Linked DNA regions of Homo sapiens: region 2 is linked to region 1. Evidence: read pairs that join two places in POLR2A ChIA-PET (ENCODE). Cell type or tissue: HepG2. All regions are shown on one strand. Each heading gives the region's core, and the rest is flanking DNA. Links, peaks and the distances in the headings are about the cores only. Region 1 overlaps LMAN1L (lectin, mannose binding 1 like). Region 2 has its middle 5.5 kb from the start of CYP1A1.

The links. Peaks named below come from ENCODE experiments on the same cell type or tissue, not always from the same donor. Only the 100,000 strongest peaks of a DNase experiment are listed, where the experiment ranks them.
Region 2: POLR2A ChIA-PET joins it to region 1 with 6 read pairs; 4 of 35 experiments call an interaction of 5 or more read pairs at or near these places.

What each region holds. Positions count from the first base shown.
Region 1 is chr15:74,813,180-74,822,348 of GRCh38, reverse strand. LMAN1L (lectin, mannose binding 1 like) reads right to left here. Exons shown (of 14, transcript NM_021819.3): 2 at 6,038-6,192; 3 at 5,815-5,922; 4 at 5,659-5,717; 5 at 3,532-3,631; 6 at 3,077-3,197; 7 at 2,250-2,305; 8 at 1,582-1,714; 9 at 1,123-1,274; 10 at 449-520. Among named protein-coding and RNA genes, the nearest start is that of LMAN1L, 4.9 kb to the right of the region's middle. RefSeq lists enhancers at 1-51, 866-1,679, 1,680-2,493. In HepG2, for the core only: a CTCF peak has its summit at 4,875; DNase peaks (open chromatin) are centred at 3,588 and 4,848.
Region 2 is chr15:74,726,484-74,735,652 of GRCh38, reverse strand. No RefSeq gene overlaps it. Among named protein-coding and RNA genes, the nearest start is that of CYP1A1, 5.5 kb to the right of the region's middle. RefSeq lists enhancers at 5,767-6,495, 9,059-9,082, 9,131-9,145, 8,381-9,169, a silencer at 9,129-9,169, a cis regulatory region at 8,288-9,169 and a promoter at 8,513-9,169. In HepG2, for the core only: no CTCF peak of the experiment used is centred there; a DNase peak (open chromatin) is centred at 4,542.

The DNA.
Region 1 (9,169 bases), core at 732-5,731:
CTGCGGCCAGGCTGGAGTGCAGTGGCACAATCTCAGCTCACTGCTACCTCTGCCTCCTGGGTTCAAGCGATTCTTCTGCCTCAGCCTCCCAAGTAGCTGGGACTACAGATGCATGCCACCACGCCCAGCTAATTTTTGTATAATTTTTGTATTTTCAGTAGAGACAGGGTTTCACCATGTTGGCCAGGATGGTCTCGATCTTTTGACCTTGTGATCTGCCCGATGGTGTCAGTCTTTTGACCTCGTGATCTGTCCGCCTTGGCCTCCCAAAGTGCTAGGATTACACGCGTGAGCCACCATGCCAAGCCAAAATACGTCTCCCTTCTAAAAGTGGTTCTGTCCCCTGAAGGAAGCAGAGGCCCAGCCCAGTCCTCTCTGCCCTGGTTCTCCCAGAGCACCAGCCAAGCTGGGGCCAGTGCTGGTCAACACCCAGTGTTTGGGTCCCTACCTTATTGAGTGACATGGAGAGGTGGCCACCCCTCCCTGGGGTGGATGGAATCTGGCAGGAAGCATCCAGGGCCTGGGGATAGGATCAGAGAGGCTTGGCCCTGGAGTGTAAGTCCCCTCCCCTCTTCCCCACACTAGCAGCCCAGCCTAAGCTGCTCTGACACAAGATTAAAACCTCGAGCTGTCAGAGCCCAGCAAAGCCCACAAGAGCTGCTGGCCTCCTCTGCCCAGTATCTAACACCTTGGCTGAGTTTAGCTCTCAGGCCCCCAGGCTGGGCATGACCCGAGTTATGACTCCCTGGGGGAGGAGCCAGATGGCAATGGAGATGCAATGAGGCTTCTGGTGCAACTGAGCATTAAGCAAGCCCTATGCAAATCGCATGTGAAGCTACATGCAAATTAGCACCTAGTCTATTTCTGTCATTCATCTACAGAGCTGAGTCCAAATAGCTGGCATCTCCTCTCCCCAGCCCCAGCCTCAGCCCCAGCCCCGTGCGCATTTGCTTGTGCAGAGATGCCATCCTGCATGCTGCCCTGCCCCATCCTGTGACCTGCAGCATTTCATCCCTGCCTTCCTTTCCCTCCAGGCCTTAGGGGAGACTAGTTGCTGACTACAGTGCTTGCTCCTCTTTCAGGCCCGCAGGTGGAGCCTTGGATGCCTGTAGGGCTTCTCACCCAGCCTCCGTCAGGCCTGGCTTGGCCTGGGGGCCCCAGCTGCTTCTTCCATTGTCTCTCAGCCTGGGCCAGCTGCTTGGAGAGACCCCGCAGAGCCTGCAGGATCCGGCGGTGTCTGCCCAGCGTCTCCTCCAGGTCAAAGAGCCTTTCCCCTGGGGATTAGGGCAGAGCTGGGATGGGCAGCCAGCCATGGTGGGGTAACACAGCCTATCTTATCTTTGGGGTGGCTTCTTGGAGAGGGGTGCCAGAAGGTGTGGCTGCTGCCTCCAAGACCCTCTCCTGGAAGATGAGTCTGAGTGGTAAGGTGGGGATAGCACAGAACACTTGGGCCCAGGGCCTGCTTAGATGTGGCCTCCTCAGGCCTCAGTTTCCCTACTGATTAAAGGACCCCTGGTCATAAGGGTGGAGGATGCTGTGACACTCAGATGGGCGCCACCTGCCCGCTCTCTCGGTCCCTACCTTCTCCTTGAGCTTCAGAGTCTGATTTTGGAGTTACATCCTCCCTGGTGCCCAAGCCCAGCCTTGCCCACAGCCCTTCCAGCTGCCTCGCCAGGCGGAGCTGCTGCATCTCCAGGAAGGGCTGAGGGGGAACCTAGGGGAGGAAGACAGAAAGTCGGGCCCCAAACCCATGGGAGATCCAGAAGCAAGGGGAGCCTTCCCACAGGCTTCCCCACGAGCCCAGCCTTCCTCCCTGGCCAGCTGGCCCTGCAGTTTCCAGCCCTCTGAGTTCTGCCTTCACGCAGATCCCCACCATCTTCCCTCCCTGCTGTGGCCTCAAGCCTATATGTGCTGGTCCGAGGCTCCTTTAAGCTCATCTCCTCCAGGCAGCCTTCCTTGACCCCCTGGCTGGTTGGGACTCCTCCTCTGTGCTCCCACAGCCCCCTGCACCTTTTGAGACCTGGCACTGATCGCTCTGAACTGTAATGTCACAGCCTGAGCCAGCCAGCCTGCGAGACCTCACACACCGGCCCTGGCCCGCAGCACTGCCCTGCACAAGGTCTGGCCTGAGCAGAGCTCAGAGGCCAGGTGGAGGTAAGGGCTGGAATGGCAGGTCTGAGGGCACCATGACATGGGTGAGGGCAGGGTCCCTGGGCTGCCATTCCCAGGTAGGCCAGGGCTGGCATCACCTCTGGGCTGGGCTCACTCAGGCTGAAGGTCAGGAAGGACAGGACATCATGATCATCTGGAAGGGGACAGATGAAGGAGAAGTAAGACCCCTCCACCCAGCAACCCCCTCGCTCAGCCTTCACCCTAACCGCCATGATATCCCACCGAGGCAAGAGGGGTGACTTTGGGCCACCGTCTGATGCTTGTCTTGCTTACTTCCTAGGAAAGGTGTGAGGGTTGACAGGTAGACGGGTGGGTGGTGAGGGTTGAACCTCACACTCAGTCAGAGGCAGGCCCCTGTGGCAGAACTGGACGATCCCAAAACATCCTGGGCTAGAGCCATGGCAGCAGACCATCTGACACTCTTAGGCCCCCAGAGCACAGCTGCTACTGGTAGTAGCAACTGCACAGTGGCCACCTTTCCAGCATAGCTCTGACCATGTCACTCTCCTCCTCAGAAACCAGACCAAGGTCCTGGCATTCAAGGACTCCCACGCTCTGGTTGCCCTCAGCTTTCCCGCTGTGGGACCCTCCGTGGACTCTCCATGGTGTCACATTTCTTTGCTCCATTTTCCTAAATGCCCCTCTTTGCTGTCTGTCTTCCACTTGTCCCGCAACTCACAGCTAGGGGCACTTATGTGGCCAGCACTGAAATCAAAGCTTCTCTTGTTTTATCCCATTTGAGACTTGCAAGTCTCAAGGCAGACATGACTTCTCCCAAGGGTCACAGAAGCCCAGGTCATGTGGTGAAGTGGCTGACGCCACCCCAGTGCTCTTTAGAAGGTGTGCTGAGGGTGATTTATTCATCACTGCCCTTCTGCTCTTACCTGTCCAGTGGGATCCTCACCTGCCAGGGTGCCGGTGGCTGCTGAGACCCCAAAGAAACCTCCAGGGACCAAAAGCAGGGGCCCCACATCCACACAGAACTCACCTGGATCACTGGGAGTGAGGCCACTGTTCAAGGACATCTGAGGGACATGGAGAGAGTGAGCAGTGGGGGGGTGTCCCTACCTCTGACTCCCTGGCTCCCCTGGCCGTGGGATGGCAGGTGGCCCTAGGGCTTGGTATCAGAATGGCATGGAGGTGACCCGCACTCCTGGTCTCATGTGAGCCCTTACATGTATGTGCTCTGGGTGAGTGTTAGGATTCTGTGTAGGGATGGAGGATCCCCTGTGGATGTTGGCCCGTGTGTGCCAGGGACCTCACGTGGTGTCACAGGCACTGGTGTGTTGGGGCCGTGGGCACGCACACATAGCAGCTCTGTAACTCAGAGCCCTGTCAGAAGCAGGAAGGGTGACTCACGCGCAGCCTCTGCCCCCAGTAGGTGATCCGTGCTCTGAAGGGGTGTGGCCGGTTCCGGAAGTCCCAATGACAGGAGCCCAGCCCTTGGCTAGCTCCATCCCTGTGGGCAGTTTGTTCATTTGTTTGTTTTTGAGAAAGAGTCGCTGCCCAGGCTGGAGTGCAGTGGTGCAGTTGTGGCTCATTGCAACTTCTGCCTGCTGGGCTCAAGTGATCCTCCCACCTCAGCCTCCCAAGTAGCTGAGACTACAGGCATGCACCACCATGCCCGGCTAATTTTTGTATTTTTAGCAGAGATGGGGTTTCACATTGTTGGTCAGGCTGGTCTCAAACTCCTGACCTCAAGTGATCCACCTGTCTTGGCTGCCAAAGTGCTGGGATTACAGGTGTGAGCCACCATGCCTGACTCTTGTGGGCAGTTGGAATCCAGCCAGGATATACAGGACTCAAGGCCTGGACAGTGAGGGCAGTCCCAGAAGCCACTCTGCCCAGATTTGCTGTGCCACCTCCCTTTCCGCTGGGCGAGCTGGCATGGGACATGTACCTTGTCTAGCTTGAGTCTCCCTTGTTGTACCCTGCTCCCTTGGCAGAAGAGAGAGGAGCAGGGGAAGCAAGCCCTGCCTGACGGAGTGTTGGGACTTGGATTTACAGAAGGGGCCAGGGGCCTCCCTGTGGCCCTTCCTTAAGGGGACAAAGGCCTGGACCAACAATACAGTTTCTGCCCTCCATTCCCCCGACCCACCTATCACCCTCGTCCTATCACCCTTACGTCCCTCCTTCTTCTCTCTCTCTTTTTTTTTTTTTTTCTGAGACGGAGTCTTGCTCTGTTGCCCTGGCTGGAGTGCAGTGGCGCGATCTCGGCTCACTGCAACCTTTGCCTCCTGGGTTCAAGCGGTTCTCCTGCCTCAGCCTCCCGAGTAGCTGGGATTACAGGTGCTCGCCACCACACCCGGCTAATTTTTTTAATTTTTAGTAGAGACAGGGTTTCACCATGTTGGCCAGGCTGGTCTCAAACTCCTGACCTCAGGTGATTAGCCCGCCTCAGCCTCCCAAAATGCTGGGATTACAGGCGTGAGCCACTGTGCCTGGCCTCTCCCTCCTCCTTCTTTTAAACTCCAAGTCCTCTGTGCCTCTGGCTTCCTTTTCCTCTCCCAGCTGCCAGGGCTCAGAATGCAGCTGACTCAGGACGGATGACCTGGACATGTCCCGGCAGCCAAGGACAATGTGACCAGGCTGCCTCCCTGACAGGTCGGCTCGGCAGGCTCTGGGGAGTCAGGAGAAGAGTGTTAAACGCTGAGTGTCTCTGGACACCTCAGGCTACTCACAGCAGAGCGTCTGACAGTGCCGCCTTCCGCCAAGAGGGAGGCAGCACAGGGCAGGGGAGAAGCCAGCACCACAGCAGCCACCTGGGTTTGTGCCCCGAGCTATGTGACCTTGGGCAAGCCATCTCATCTCTCCAAACCCCAGTGTTCCCATCTCTAAAACGAGGATGGTAATTGGAACGACCTCATAACAATGTTATGAGGGTTAACTAAGACAGTAAATGAGAAGGGCTTGGTGCTGTGCCTGGCATACAATCAGCTCACTCCATAAATGCAGGCAATTACTCTAATTGTTATGAGCCGAGAGAAGGTTGCTGAGAGACACTGACAAACCGGCCCAGCTACTGAGGAGGCAGTAGGGCCGGGGAGGGACAGAAGCCAAATCATCAGGGGAAAGGGAAGGGACAGCTATGCAGGGAAGGGCGAGGACCCTCCAGGGGTAAGTCTGGGCTCAAAGTTCAGCACTGCGCACGGCACATCCCTTCCCCTCTCTGGGCTCAATGTCCTGACCTGTAAATGGGACGAATAACCCCCCACTTATGGAGGGTGTTGGAGATGGGATGAGATCATGGGAGCAAAGATACTCATCACAGGCCCCAGCCTGTGTCATTTCACCTGGGGCTGCTGGGTCGAAGGAATCAAGCCCCAGGGGGGCGGACGTCGGCTAAGTGAGAGAGTCCAGCAAGTATGGCGGCCCGGCAGGGTGGGCCCCCTGCTGGAGGAGGCTGGGGCAGGGGCTCGGATGGGGGGGATGGGCCCCTCCCAGTGCAAAAATGGAGGTGAGTGGTCAGTCCAGACAGGCCCTTACCCAGGCTGCTCAGAGGGGATGTGCCCGTCGCTGGCCAGCACACGGATGGCAGGACTGTCCTGCAGGGAGGTGAGAAGCAGCCTGAGCCGCGGACATGGCGGGAGGGGGAGGGTGTGAGCGGGCAGGCGGGCTGGCAGGCAGGAGACCACTACGCACCTGAGTATCCTCTGCCGGAGAGTCAAAGAAGATCCCGATGCCGTCCCACGAAGCCAGCCCCCCAAGGACAGAGCCTACATGGCCCCTGCCCCGGGTGTACCACACGGCCTGCAGGTCCCCAGCCCCTCAGCTCAGGGAACCGTGTGGGATACTGGGACCCCGGGGCTCATCACCCGCCTCCCTGACCCACCCCGCTCTGTCAGCTCTGGGAGAGGACACTCACCATGCCCTGGGCTCCCCGGCGCCCCAGTCCCGTCACCCTCATCTGCACCTCTACTTCCCAGGCAGAGAAGGGGACAGAGGCCCTGCTCCACACGGCGCCACTCCGGTTCCTCATGGATGGCGTCAGCCGCACTTCCTCCAGGCCCAGGATGGCGTCTGTGGACAAGGGCAGCTCAAGCCCCAGGCTCCACTACACCCCATCTCCCCCTTCACTCTCTCACTTGGCCCGGGCTGGGCTCCCGGAAGAGAAGGCGACAATGCCAAGGCCTACCATTAAATAAGCGGCCAGCCAGGGAAGCAGGAGTCAGAGCCCAGCACAGCTGGAGGGGCCTTTGCTGGGGAGGGCAATGAATGCCAGCACCATCCACGTCGTCAGTGAAGCCTCACCGCAGTGTGTGCTGTCTGTTTTTATAAGACCCCATCTAACAGATGAGGAAGGTGAGGCTCATAAAAGTTAAGGAACTAAGTGGATTGGATGGAATTCAGCTCCATATGACTCCAAAGCACAAGCTTTTTCCACCACGAGAGAGATTTGTGTCTAACCCTTCCCATTTCTCAGATGACGAAACTGAGGCCTTGTGACAAAAAAGGAAGTGCCTGAGACCACAGAACACAGGAGAGCACTTTAGGAGGGAGTAACTGCAAGAAGGCCCAAGACTCTAGGCTGTGGCCAAATGAGGCCAGAGCTTCCTGGTGGACAGGACCTAGGGGGCATTCCAAGGTGAGGAAAGCAGGAAAGCAAAGATGTGAAGGTGAGAACCGGCCCACAGGACTGCGATGAAAGAATGCAGGATGGAGTATGTGTGTGAGAATTGCCACTGGCGGTGGTGGGGCGGGGAGGAAGGAGCCCTGCATGGTAGGAAAAAGGAATGGGAGAGAAACTGAGGCAGTCTTGGCAGGAACTGGGGGCAGGGAACTCAGAGGCCCTACTCGAGCTCGCTCCCCACCCTCCAACCTGCCAGCCTGGAACCTGGCCCAGGGCCCAGACTCTGCCAGGACGTTCTGGAGGCAGCTAATCCAGCCTGTTTGCTCTATAAAGGCCAGGGATGGGGGTAGGGAGGCTCAGAGCTGCAAGGCCACAAGTCCCAGGGCCTCTGGAAGCTGTCACTGCCTCTGAAATCCTTGCAGAAGGCTTTCAGCCTTACAAGGCCTGTGGGTGAGACCTTGCCCCAGACCATGGGCTCCTTCAGCCTCACTCTGCCTGGTATCTCTGGGCTGGGCACAGAGGAACATCAGGGTGAACGAATGAATGAACAGACAATGCACACATCACTGGGTGATCTTGGAGAAGGTGCCTCTGCTCCCTCACATGATCTGTGACACCCAGATTTGGCAAGGCCCATAGCAGTGAGTGTTGTATAAGTTTTGCCATCCTGGTCCTGAAGCAGGGCCCAGCTTGGTGCTGTGAGAAACAGCCCACCTTTTTGTTACCTCCTGTGTCTCTATGAAGGAGGACTGGAAGAAACCCTACTGACAGGGCCTATCATCTTAAAGGAATATTTTGGGCTGGGCGCGGTGGCTCATGCCTATAATCCCAGCACTTTGGGAAGCCGAGGCAGGCGGATCATCTGAGGTCAGTAGTTCAAGACCAGCCTGGCCAACATGGTGACAACCCGTCTCTACTTAAAAAATACAAAAATTAGGCTGGGCGCGGTGGCTCGCCTGTAATCCCAGCACTTTGGGAGGCCAAGGCGGGCGGATCACGAGGTCAGGAGATCGAAACCATCCTGGCTAACAAGGTGAAACCCCATCTCTACTAAAAGTACAAAAAATTAGCTGGGGGTGGTGGCAGGCACCTGTAGTCCCAGCTACTCGGGAGACTGAGGCAGGAGAATGGCATGAACCCAGGAGGTGGAGCTTGCAGTGAGCCGAGATCACGCCACTGCACTCCAGCCTGGGCAACAGAACGAGACTCCGTCTCAAAAAAAAAAAAACAAAAACAAAAACAAAAATTAGCTGCGTGTGGTGGCACACACCTGTAATCCCAGCTACTCAGGAGGCTGAGGCAGGAGAATCACTTGAATCTGGGAGGTGAAGGTTGCAGTGAGCCAAGATCACACCACTGCACTCCAGCCTGGGCAACAAGAGTGAAACTCCATCTCACAAAAAAAAAAGGGATATTTTGTCCTGGCTTTAGTTAGGAATCGTGCCATTTCTCAGAACTCACATCTTTTTTTTTTTTTTTTTTGAGCCAGAGTCTGGCTCTGTGCCCAGGCTGAAGTGCAATGGCAGGATCTCAGCTCACTGCAACCTTGGCCTCCCAGGTTCAAGCAATTCTCCTGCCTCAGCCTCCTGAGGAGCTGGGACTACAGGCGCACGCCACCACACCCAGCTAATTTTTGTATTTTTAGTAGAGTCAGGGTTTCACCATTTTGGCCAGGATGGTTTTCAACCTCTTGACCTCGTGATTCATCCGCCTTGGCCTCCCAAAGTGCTGGGATTACAGGCGTGAGCCACTGCACCTGGCCAAGAACTCACATTTTATAGACAGAAATCCACAGCCGATCTGCTTTCTGTCTTTGCTTTGCCTGCTAAGAGGCTCAGAATTAAATCCATGGCCCAACTCTCAGGTGGACAGACCTCACAGCATATGTTTTGGAAGCCATGCTCCTAGACTATTTCACGCTCCACTCTAATCCTCATTGTTCTTGCTCACTCCCTCTATCGTGTAGTTCCATCATCACAAACCCTTTTTTGAACAAGATCTGGTAGAAGACACACTCTTTGTAGGTCTGGGTTTGGAAGTCCCTGAATACAAACCTATGGGCTAAGATGCTCTCATGCCTGCTTCCACCCACAACACACATACAGGGAAGGGCTGGTGCCCACTCACCTGGGATGAGGATGCTTCCCTCCAGGTAGCCCCCAGTTCTCATGGCCAGCCACAGGCCCGCTGGGATGGAGCCGGGAGAGTGGAGGTTTGTGCTGGTCCACATTGCCTTCTGTGTGCCTGGGACTTAGTGTGTGAGCATGTGTCTGTGTGTTCACAGGTCAGAGGTAGAGGAAGGGCAGGGGTCCAAGGAGAGGCAGAGGAGAAGAGAGAAGTCCTGGGGCAGGGAAGCAGAGAGGCAGAGGAGAAACAGCTTGGGCAGGGGTGGGGGGTGTTGAGGCGGTGGAGCAGGAGACAAGCCTG
Region 2 (9,169 bases), core at 1,691-6,690, 88 kb after region 1:
GCGGAACACTTCTAGGAGCACTTGGCTGATAGAGAAGTGTCCCCAGAGGCTCTGCTTTGATTGAGGACATGAATGTTCATTATCAACAAACATCAGTGTTTATATGTAAAGAGGCATTACTAACTTGGAAACAGAGTGTTCCTCTGATCATGCCGAACATGCCCTTCAGTAGCTCAAACATTCCCCTGCAAGGCTTATTTCATAATTCATTGGCTTGGGAAACATTTGTGCAATAATAAACTGCTAACCTGAGAAGAATTAGTCAAATTCTCATCTATAATATGGACCTAAATTAATCATATTTGATGTTATTAAAGGCAGAAGAGAAAGGAAAAAGAAGATCTCCTTTCATCTCCACTGCCCTCCATCTAGGGTCAGTCCAGAAGCTCTGGGCCACCTGCTCCCCAGCTTTCTCTGGGCAGCATCCCGGAGGCTGGATCTTCATAGCCCTTCCCCACCCACCAAAACATGGAGGATTTTTGTCCCAATCCTGCTGAGAGCAGCTGCAGAGCCTGATCTCCCCTGATTACTGTGGTGTATCTGGGGTGTGTAGAGAGAAGCCATCCTGTTGGGAGGAACCTGGAGACTTTAAAATTGGAGGAGGTTGGGAAAGTCTGAGGATCATGGCCATGTGGTTGGCAGTGAGACCCAGCCCAGATGTTGGTCTTGGATAGAGTGAAGCTGGCACAAGGCAGGATGCTAAGCTAGGCCAGACCAAGATGAACTTCTTAAGGCAGGAGTGTACCTGATCACCTATCTCCTGGGAGCAAAATGATTAACGCCCATCTAGCAGGCATTAAAAAAGCATCTGAGCTGAGGGGATCCATTCAGCTGACTGTCTTGGACTTGGTGCCCTGCCTACCAGGAACCAGACTCTCACACAAGGCCTCTGCCACTTCAAATCTCGTGTATTTTCCCACTTGGGGGCCTGCCACGCTTAAATTCAATTATTTAACAACTATCTATTTAGCATCTGCTATGTGCTAGATGCTATTCGTGAAGCATTGATCACAAGAGATCAAAGTGCCTGCTCTGTTGGAGCTTACATTTTAGTTGAGGGATATAGCCTATCTGCAACATAAATACGCAAAATATACAGTATGTTTGGAGTCTCTAAGTGCTATAAAATTAAGTAGAGAGAAGGATAGAAACTATGAGTCAGGGTAACAGTTTTAGGTGGGATGGCCAAGGAAGGTAAGGAATACCTGAGACTGGGTAATTGATAAAGAAAAGAGGTGTAATTGGCTCATGGTTCTGGAGGCAGTACCAGCATGGATGCAGCATCTGCTTCCGGTGCGGGCCTCAGGAACCTTACAATCATCCCAGAAGGCAAAGCGGGTGCAAGAGAAAGCAGGAACAAGGGTAGGGGGAGGTGCCACATACTTTTAAATAATCGGATCTCACATGAACTTAGGGTGAGAACTCACTTAGCACCAAGGGGATGGTGCTAAACCATTTATGAGGATCCGACCCCATGACCCAATCACCTCCCACCAGCCCCCACCTCCAACATTGGGGATTACATTTCAACGTGAGATTTGGAGGAGACAAACATCCAAACTATATGAGAGTCTGGGCGTGGTGACTCACACCTGTAATCCCAGCACTTTGGGAGGCCGAGGAGGGTGGATCACCTGAGGTCAGGAGTTCGAGACAAGGCTGGCCAACATGGTGAAATCCCGTCTCTACTAAAAATACAAAAATTAGCTGAGCATGGTGGTGGGCACCTGTAATCCCAGCTACTCGGGAGGCTGAGGCAGGAGAATTGCTTGAACCCAGGAGGCAGAGGTTGCAGTGAGCTGAGATCATGCCACTGCAAACCCGGTGAGACTGTCTCAAAAAAACAAAAACAAAACTATAGGAGAAGGCATACTGAGAAAGTGATATTTGAGGAAGTAAGACATGAGGATTTTGGGAAAGAAGAGTTTTCTGGTAAAGGAGGTGGATGATGAGAAATTACTTAATGGGTAATTGTACAATGCTTTTGGGTACCTTAAAAGTCCTGGCCTGACCACTTTGCAATCTATGCATGTAACAAAATTGCACTTGTACCCCATATATTTGTATGAAAAATAAACAAATAAAAATTGGGGAAGGGGGAAAAGATAAATGCAAGCAAGCTTTAAAAAAAAGTTTGCTGGTGAAGGGAGGAGCAAGTGCAAAGGCCCTGGGGTAGAGCACTAGATGCTTTCCACTTGTCTCTCCAGACTCACTTTCCACCCTTCTCTGCCCACTGTCCTAGAGGGCTAACTTATGCAGGCTGCATTCATGGACTCTTTGCATCCTGGCTTCCAGTTAGGTTCCATTCATGGAAGTCACCAGCAGGACAGAGAGCACGAATGGAGCGAGGTTGGAACATGTAGGCTGTTTCTCTGCGGGTCTTTGAGCACTAGCTGTGACCCTCTACTGAAGGCCACAGCTCCTGTCTATAGCCTTTCCATAGCAACCCTCTCTGGGTTCCGTTTTCTCCTCCTTTCCCTTGTTGGCTATTTGCTTGGAGCCAAGGAGCCTCCAGCCTCCATGGTGGTGAGCTCTGCTCCCAGACTGCTGGGAGTGCAGGAGGAACTGCACAGTGACACGGCGCAGACTCAACTGATCAACAATGTCACGCACATGGCTTCTCTCACAGGAACTGTCCAGCCAACAACTTGACACCATCATGGGGTCTTCTGGAGATACAATTTGCCTCCCACAGTGGTTCGGATGGTGGCCATTTAGGTACAGAAGCAGACCAGTGGGAAGCTGCTAGATAGAAGTAACCTCTTAGGACTCTGTTCAACCTGGGTAGGTCTTCTTGGGGCCTGCAAGTACCAGGCTTTAGTCACTCAGAGAGCTCTGCCAGGTAAGGCTTCCTGGCTGGCAGGTTTGTGTTCTTGCAGTTGTAAGTCCCCCAAACCCACCTCATACTAGAAAAGAAAGAAGAGGAGGAGGAGGAGAGGGAAGAGGAGGAAGAGAATGAGGCAGGGGTGAAGAAGAAGGAAAAAGAGGGAGACAGGAAGAGAAGGGGGAGGTGATGGTGATATTGGTTTTTTAACAGGGACCTTCTATGGGTGAACTTCATTGACTTCAGGAATAACTGGATCTAGAGGCTTAATGTCTTCAATTTCCCCCCCGCTTCCTCCCCTCATCTCCCAGATCTGCTTTTCCTTGAGTAGGTATCATTCTAAGGCCGGCTTCCTTAAAAAATGACTACTGGCAGCTTCAGACTTACTTTCTAGCCAGTGTAGCCACCTCTGACAGAAGGAGAACCTCTCTTTTCCAATGATTTCATCAAAACTCCCATAGGGGGCCAGGTGTGGTGGCTCACGCCTATAATCCCAGGGAGGCCAAGGCAGGGGGGATCACCTGAGGTCAGGAGTTCAAGACCAGCCTGGCCAACTTGGTGAAACCCCGTCTCTACTAAAAATACAAAAAAAAAAAAAAAAAATTAGCTGGGTGTGGTAGCAGGCGCCTGTAATCCCAGCTACCTGGGAGGCTGAGTCAGAAGAATTGCTTGAACCCAGGAGGTGGAGTTTGCAGTGAGCCAAGATCGCACCACTGCACTCTGGCGAGCAACAGAAGGCAGGGGGTGTTGGGAAACTCCCATAGGGTTCTCATTGGCTTGGCCTGGGGTGGGTCAGCTACAGTAACCCTATGGGCTGAGAGTAGGGGTGAGGTGATCCCGAAAGGACAATTGATGTGGTATTGCCAAAAGAAGGGAGAACAGATGCTGGGCCCCCAAAACCCACCCATGCCCACCATCACTGGGGTGACTATATAACTTATTATCATCTAAGCCAGGATCTTTTGAGAGTGAAAGAGGGCACTTTTAACAATTCTTCCATGACAACAGGCTTAGACTGTCCTGGGAAAATACTGTCATCCTAACTATAGCAGCCAAGAGCCAGGGAGCCAAGAGCTGCCCCATCTGAGCCCTGTATCCTGCAAACTCAATCTATCTGGCTCTCTGGGCACAGGCAGGAGAGGAAGGGAAGATGCTCAGGCTCAGATCTCAGTAGGAGAAGGGGATGACTGGGTGGGGAGAGGACACATTGGGAGACAAGTCCCAGTTCTCCACATCCACCCAAACTGCCTCACCCCGACCTCCCACTACTATCTGTTGTTCACATTGTGTCTCTTCCCCATGCTAGGAATGCCCTTCCTATGCTCCTTAGACTCCAGGGGCCTTCTCTAGTTCTCCACTCTCCGGGGAGCATCCCTTTAACACCCCTCCTGCCCCAGCCTCCTCACAGCTCCTGCAGCATCTCCAGACTCATCACAGGACTTGTCTAGGGTATGACTCCCATCTCTACCATGGGGCAGGGGTTTGCTGTGGATCTTGCTTGTCTTCCAGTCCCCTTTGCCCACAGCCTTCAGCAGGGCTCACTGAAAGCCCTAGGCTGATGATTTTGCTGGGCTAAGGCCTCTCAGCTGTCTCGATCTCTCCAGCCCAGAGCCCTTTCCCCTCCCCAGCACTTCTGCCCCTGCTCCTGGTATTGATCACTAGGGAATCCTAGCCAAAGAGCTTCTCACGCAAAGGCATGCAAACTTTGACCCAGGAATGAGTGTTCAGCTCCAGGCCAAGGTCCTCTAACCTCCTGCCTGACTCCCTCCTTCTCTGCCCAGTGCTCAGTGTGGGCCCCCTTCCTGTTATTGTGAACTGTTAGCCAAGATACGGCTTGGTGATGAGAAGTGCAACATCTCTTGTAACCCCAGTGCACCAGTCCAGGGGTGTGGAGAGGTGAGGGGCCCTGGCCCAGGGGCTGAGTCTGTCTACCTTTGGCCCCCTGGGGCTTCACTCATAGTCTGGGATGATAAGTTATGGTGAGACGGGCCCTGGCCTAGAAGCAAGAAGCTGGAGTTCTAGGCTCTGCTTTGATTTGCCATGCGTACTTGGGCCTTTTCTTTTCTGGCACCCATCTCTCCACCTAAGAAGTGAGAGACGAATTGGTTTTATTAGCTAATGAGTTTTTGAGGAGTCAAGAGCCTCTTAGATAATGCAAGCAAAGCAACGCACTTTCTATCAAGAGAAGGGTCCCTGGTTGGGAGCCCTAGCACTAGTTGGTCTTCCAGCCCTGGTGACCAGGCTGCCATGATTCTCCAGCGCTGGGGCATTGGTGGGGACCCTGGGAAGCTGAAGAAGAGGTTGTGCTGCAGAGCATGTTGGAGGATCTAGGAGTGCCTTGCTTTCCACTTCCTTGCCATGGCTTCCACACAGGCTCGTTCTCTGTGGCTCTAGCTCCAACTAGGATTGAAGGACAGACCTCTCTTGGGTACCATGAAGCTCCTCAGACTGAATCAAAGATGCAGAGAGTAGAATAATTGGAAGGGTGCTGAGAAAGCCCAGCAATACCTCCCTTGTCTCCTGCCTGTTCTGTTGCCTAAATTCCACCATTATAGCATGAGCACTTTGGATTCAACATCTCTCTTGCCATTTGGCCTGTGTATAGTATAGCTGTGTCTAATTCCTTTACCAGTTATTAATATCTTGCCTGGACTTGGCTTATCAGATCAATTTCCTGCAGGTTGGTTTTCCTTGTTAGAGCATACGGAAAGAAGTGGCAGGTTGGGTCGGGGCTATAGCAAGTATCCAGTGTCCTAAGAATTACCGTGGAGAAGTGCTGGAAACAGCGACCAGGAGAAACATAATTTTCTGGGGGGAGAATCCAGGAAGGCATCCCAGAGGAAGTGATGTTTTATCTGAGACTCAAGGTAGGGGACACTAGAACTAGAGGCAGGCAGGCCTGGTAGGTTCTGCTAAAGATACTTTTTTTTTTTTTTTCAAGAGTGCAGGATGGATTTATTGCTCGTGGTTTGAGGAGGCTTCAAGCATGTCCTTATTTTTTTTTTTTTTTTTATTGATCATTCTTGGGTGTTTCTCGCAGAGGGGTATTTGGCAGGGTCATAGGACAATAGTGGAGGGAAGGTCAGCAGATAAACAAGTGAAAAAAGGTCTCTGGTTTTCCTAGGCAGAGGACCCTGCGGCCTTCCGCAGTGTTTGTGTCCCTGGGTACTTGAGATTAGGGAGTGGTGATGACTCTTAACGAGCATGCTGCCTTCAAGCATCTGTTTAACAAAGCACAACTTGCACTGCCCTTAATCCCTTTAACCCTGAGTGGACACAGCACATGTTTCAGAGGGCACAGGGTTGGGGGTAAGGTCACAGATCAACAGGATCACAAGGCAGAAGAATTTTTCTTAGTACAGAACAAAATGAAGAGTCTCCCATGTCTACCTCTTTCTACACAGACACGGCAACCATCCGATTTCTCAATCTTTTCCCCGCTTTTCCCCTCTTTCTATTCCACAAAACCGCCATTGTCATCATGGCCCGTTCTCAATGAGCTGTTGGGTACACCTCCCAGATGGGGTGGTGGCCGGGCAGAGGGGCTCCTCACTTCCCAGTAGGGGCGGCCGGGCAGAGGCGCCCCTCACCTCCCGGACGAGGCGGCTGGCCGGGCGGGGGGCTGACCCCCCCACCTCCCTCCCGGACAGGGCGGCTGGCCGGGCGGGGGGCTGACCCCCCCACCTCCCTCCCGGACGGGGCGGCTGGCCTGGCGGGGGCTGACCCCCACCTCCCTCCCGGACGGGGTGGCTGCCGGGCGGAGACGCTCCTCACTTCCCAGACGGGGTGGCTGCCGGGCGGAGGGGCTCCTCACTTCTCAGACGGGGCGGTTGCCAGGCGGAGGGTCTCCTTGATTCTCAGACGGGGCGGCCGGGCAGAGACGCTCCTCACCTCCCAGACGGGGTCGCGGCTGGGTAGAGGCGCTCCTCACATCCCAGACGGGGCAGCAGGGCAAAGGCGCTCCCCACATCTCAGACGATGGGCTGCCGGGCAGAGACGCTCCTCACTTCCTAGATGGGATGGCGGTGGGGCAGAGACGCTCCTCACTTTCCAGACTGGGCAGCCAGGCAGAGGGGCTCCTCACGTCCCAGACGATGGGCGGCCAGGCAGAGACGCTCCTCACTTCCCAGACGGGGTGGCGGCCGGGCAGAGGCTGCAATCTCGGCACTTTGGGAGGCCAAGGCAGGCGGGTGGGAGGTGGAGGTTGTAGCGAGCCGAGATCACGCCACTGCGCTCCAGCCTGGGCACCATTGAGCACTGAGTGAACCAGAATCCGTCTGCAATCCCGGCACCTCGGGAGGCCGAGGCTGGCGGATCACTCCCTGTTAGGAGCTGGAGACCAGCCCGGCCAACACAGCGAAACCCCGTCTCCACCAAAAAAATACGAAAACCAGTCAGGCGTGGCGGCGCGCGCCTGCAATCGCAGGCACTCGGCAGGCTGAGGCAGGAGAATCAGGCAGGGAGGTTGCAGTGAGCCGAGATGGCAGCAGTACAGTCCAGCTTTGGCTCGGCATCAGAGGGAGACCGTGGAAAGAGGGGACAGGGAGAGGGAGGGAGAGGGAGAGGGAGAGGGAGAGGGAGAGCTGCTAAAGATTCTTATTCCTGCCTTCAGAGTGGTGGGAGCTACCAAAGAAATTTAAGCAAGGTGGTGATGGAATGAGATTTTGCATTTTTGACAGGACCACTCTGGGTGCCACAGGATGGAGAAGTAATTGGACGGAGCAAAAGGCAAATGGGAACCTAGGTGGAGGCTAAGTGCTCCAGGGAGCAATGATGGGCCCTGGATGAGTTGTGGCAGTGGAGCTGGACAGATGCCAAAGCAGATGCCAAGCAGAGAAATGTGCCTCCTATTCTTAGCACAGTAGCCCGAGTGACCTTGCTTCTCTTACACCCCAGCCATGTCTCTATCTCGCACAGAGGAAGTCTCATGTCTCTCAATGGGGTGCTCCCTGCACATGCGGCAGGGCGCTGTGCCTCATGGGCATCCCATCCCCCTGGACTACATGCCAGGAGAACTCCCCAGTCACATGACCTCTGCACATCCCTGGTACTGCTCGGTCCTTCAAGAACCACTGTGGTGGGGGGTGGCGGGAGGCTTTGATTTTGCTTATTCCCTCTGCCAGTTGCAGTCTTTTATTTGAGATGGAGTCTCGCTCTGTCACCCAGGCTGGAGTGCAGTGGCGTGATCTCAGCTCACTGCAACATCTGCCTCCCAGGTTCAAGCAATTCTCCTGCCTGACTCCACTCCCCCCAAACCCCCCTCACCGCCCCAGTATCTGGGATTACAGGTGAGCAACACCATGCCCGGCTAATTTTTGTATTTTTGATAGAGATGGGGTTTTGCCATATTGGCCAGGCTGGTCTTGAACTCCTGACCTCAGGCGATCCTCCCGACTCGGCCTTCCAAAGTCCTGGGATTACAGGCGTGAGCCACCGCACCTGCCCAGGTACACTTTTTATCCAGATATCTATGCACATTGATTCTTGACTCCACACTCCTGCCTCTCTCCGCAAGGCCTTCCCTGACCCCCTTGTTTTGAATTGCAATCTGCCCTCACATAATCCGTACGCCTTTTCTGTTTAATTTTTTTCAACCGCACTTTTTACCCTCTCACATTCTCTAGATTTGGGGCATATTACTTGTCTCCTTCCATCAGAATGTAAACTCCACGAGATTAGGAGTGCTGTCAGCTGTGTTCCCTTCTCTGTCAATCGCCAGCGCCTCCGAACAGCTCCTGGCACATAGTAGTTGCTTGGTAAATATTTGTGCAATGCACGAGGCCGCATATGACCGGAATGGGAGGTGAGGGGATTATTTTCTGGCCTGGACCAGCGACGGATGGTGGTGCCACCGGGTTGGGGAGCACGTCGGGGATGGCGCGTAACGATGTTAGCTGGGGCCAGGTTGAGCTAGGCACGCAAATACAACTTTTTTTTTCCTGGAAACCCTGTAACAGGAAGGTTCCGGAGGGCGGGACAGCGTCGGAGGCAGGCAGCTAGGCCATGCCAAATGGCACTGGGGCTTCGTGTCGTGCCACAGGCGTGGACCGAAAATGCGGACACATGCAGGCTGCCTCTCCTCGCAGGCAGAAGCCACACGCAGACCTAGACCCTTTGCACCGCATCCCCTTATTCAATCGCGCACCCGCCACCCTTCGACAGTTCCTCTCCCTCCACCCCAACCCCACGCCGCGCGCGAGGCTGGCCCTTTAAGAGCCCCGCCCCGACTCCCTCCCCCCTCGCGTGACTGCGAGCCCCCGCGCCGGGCCGGGGAATGGGTCGGCTGGGTGGCTGCGCGGGCCTCCGGTCCTTCTCACGCAACGCCTGGGCACCGCGCCTCCGGGC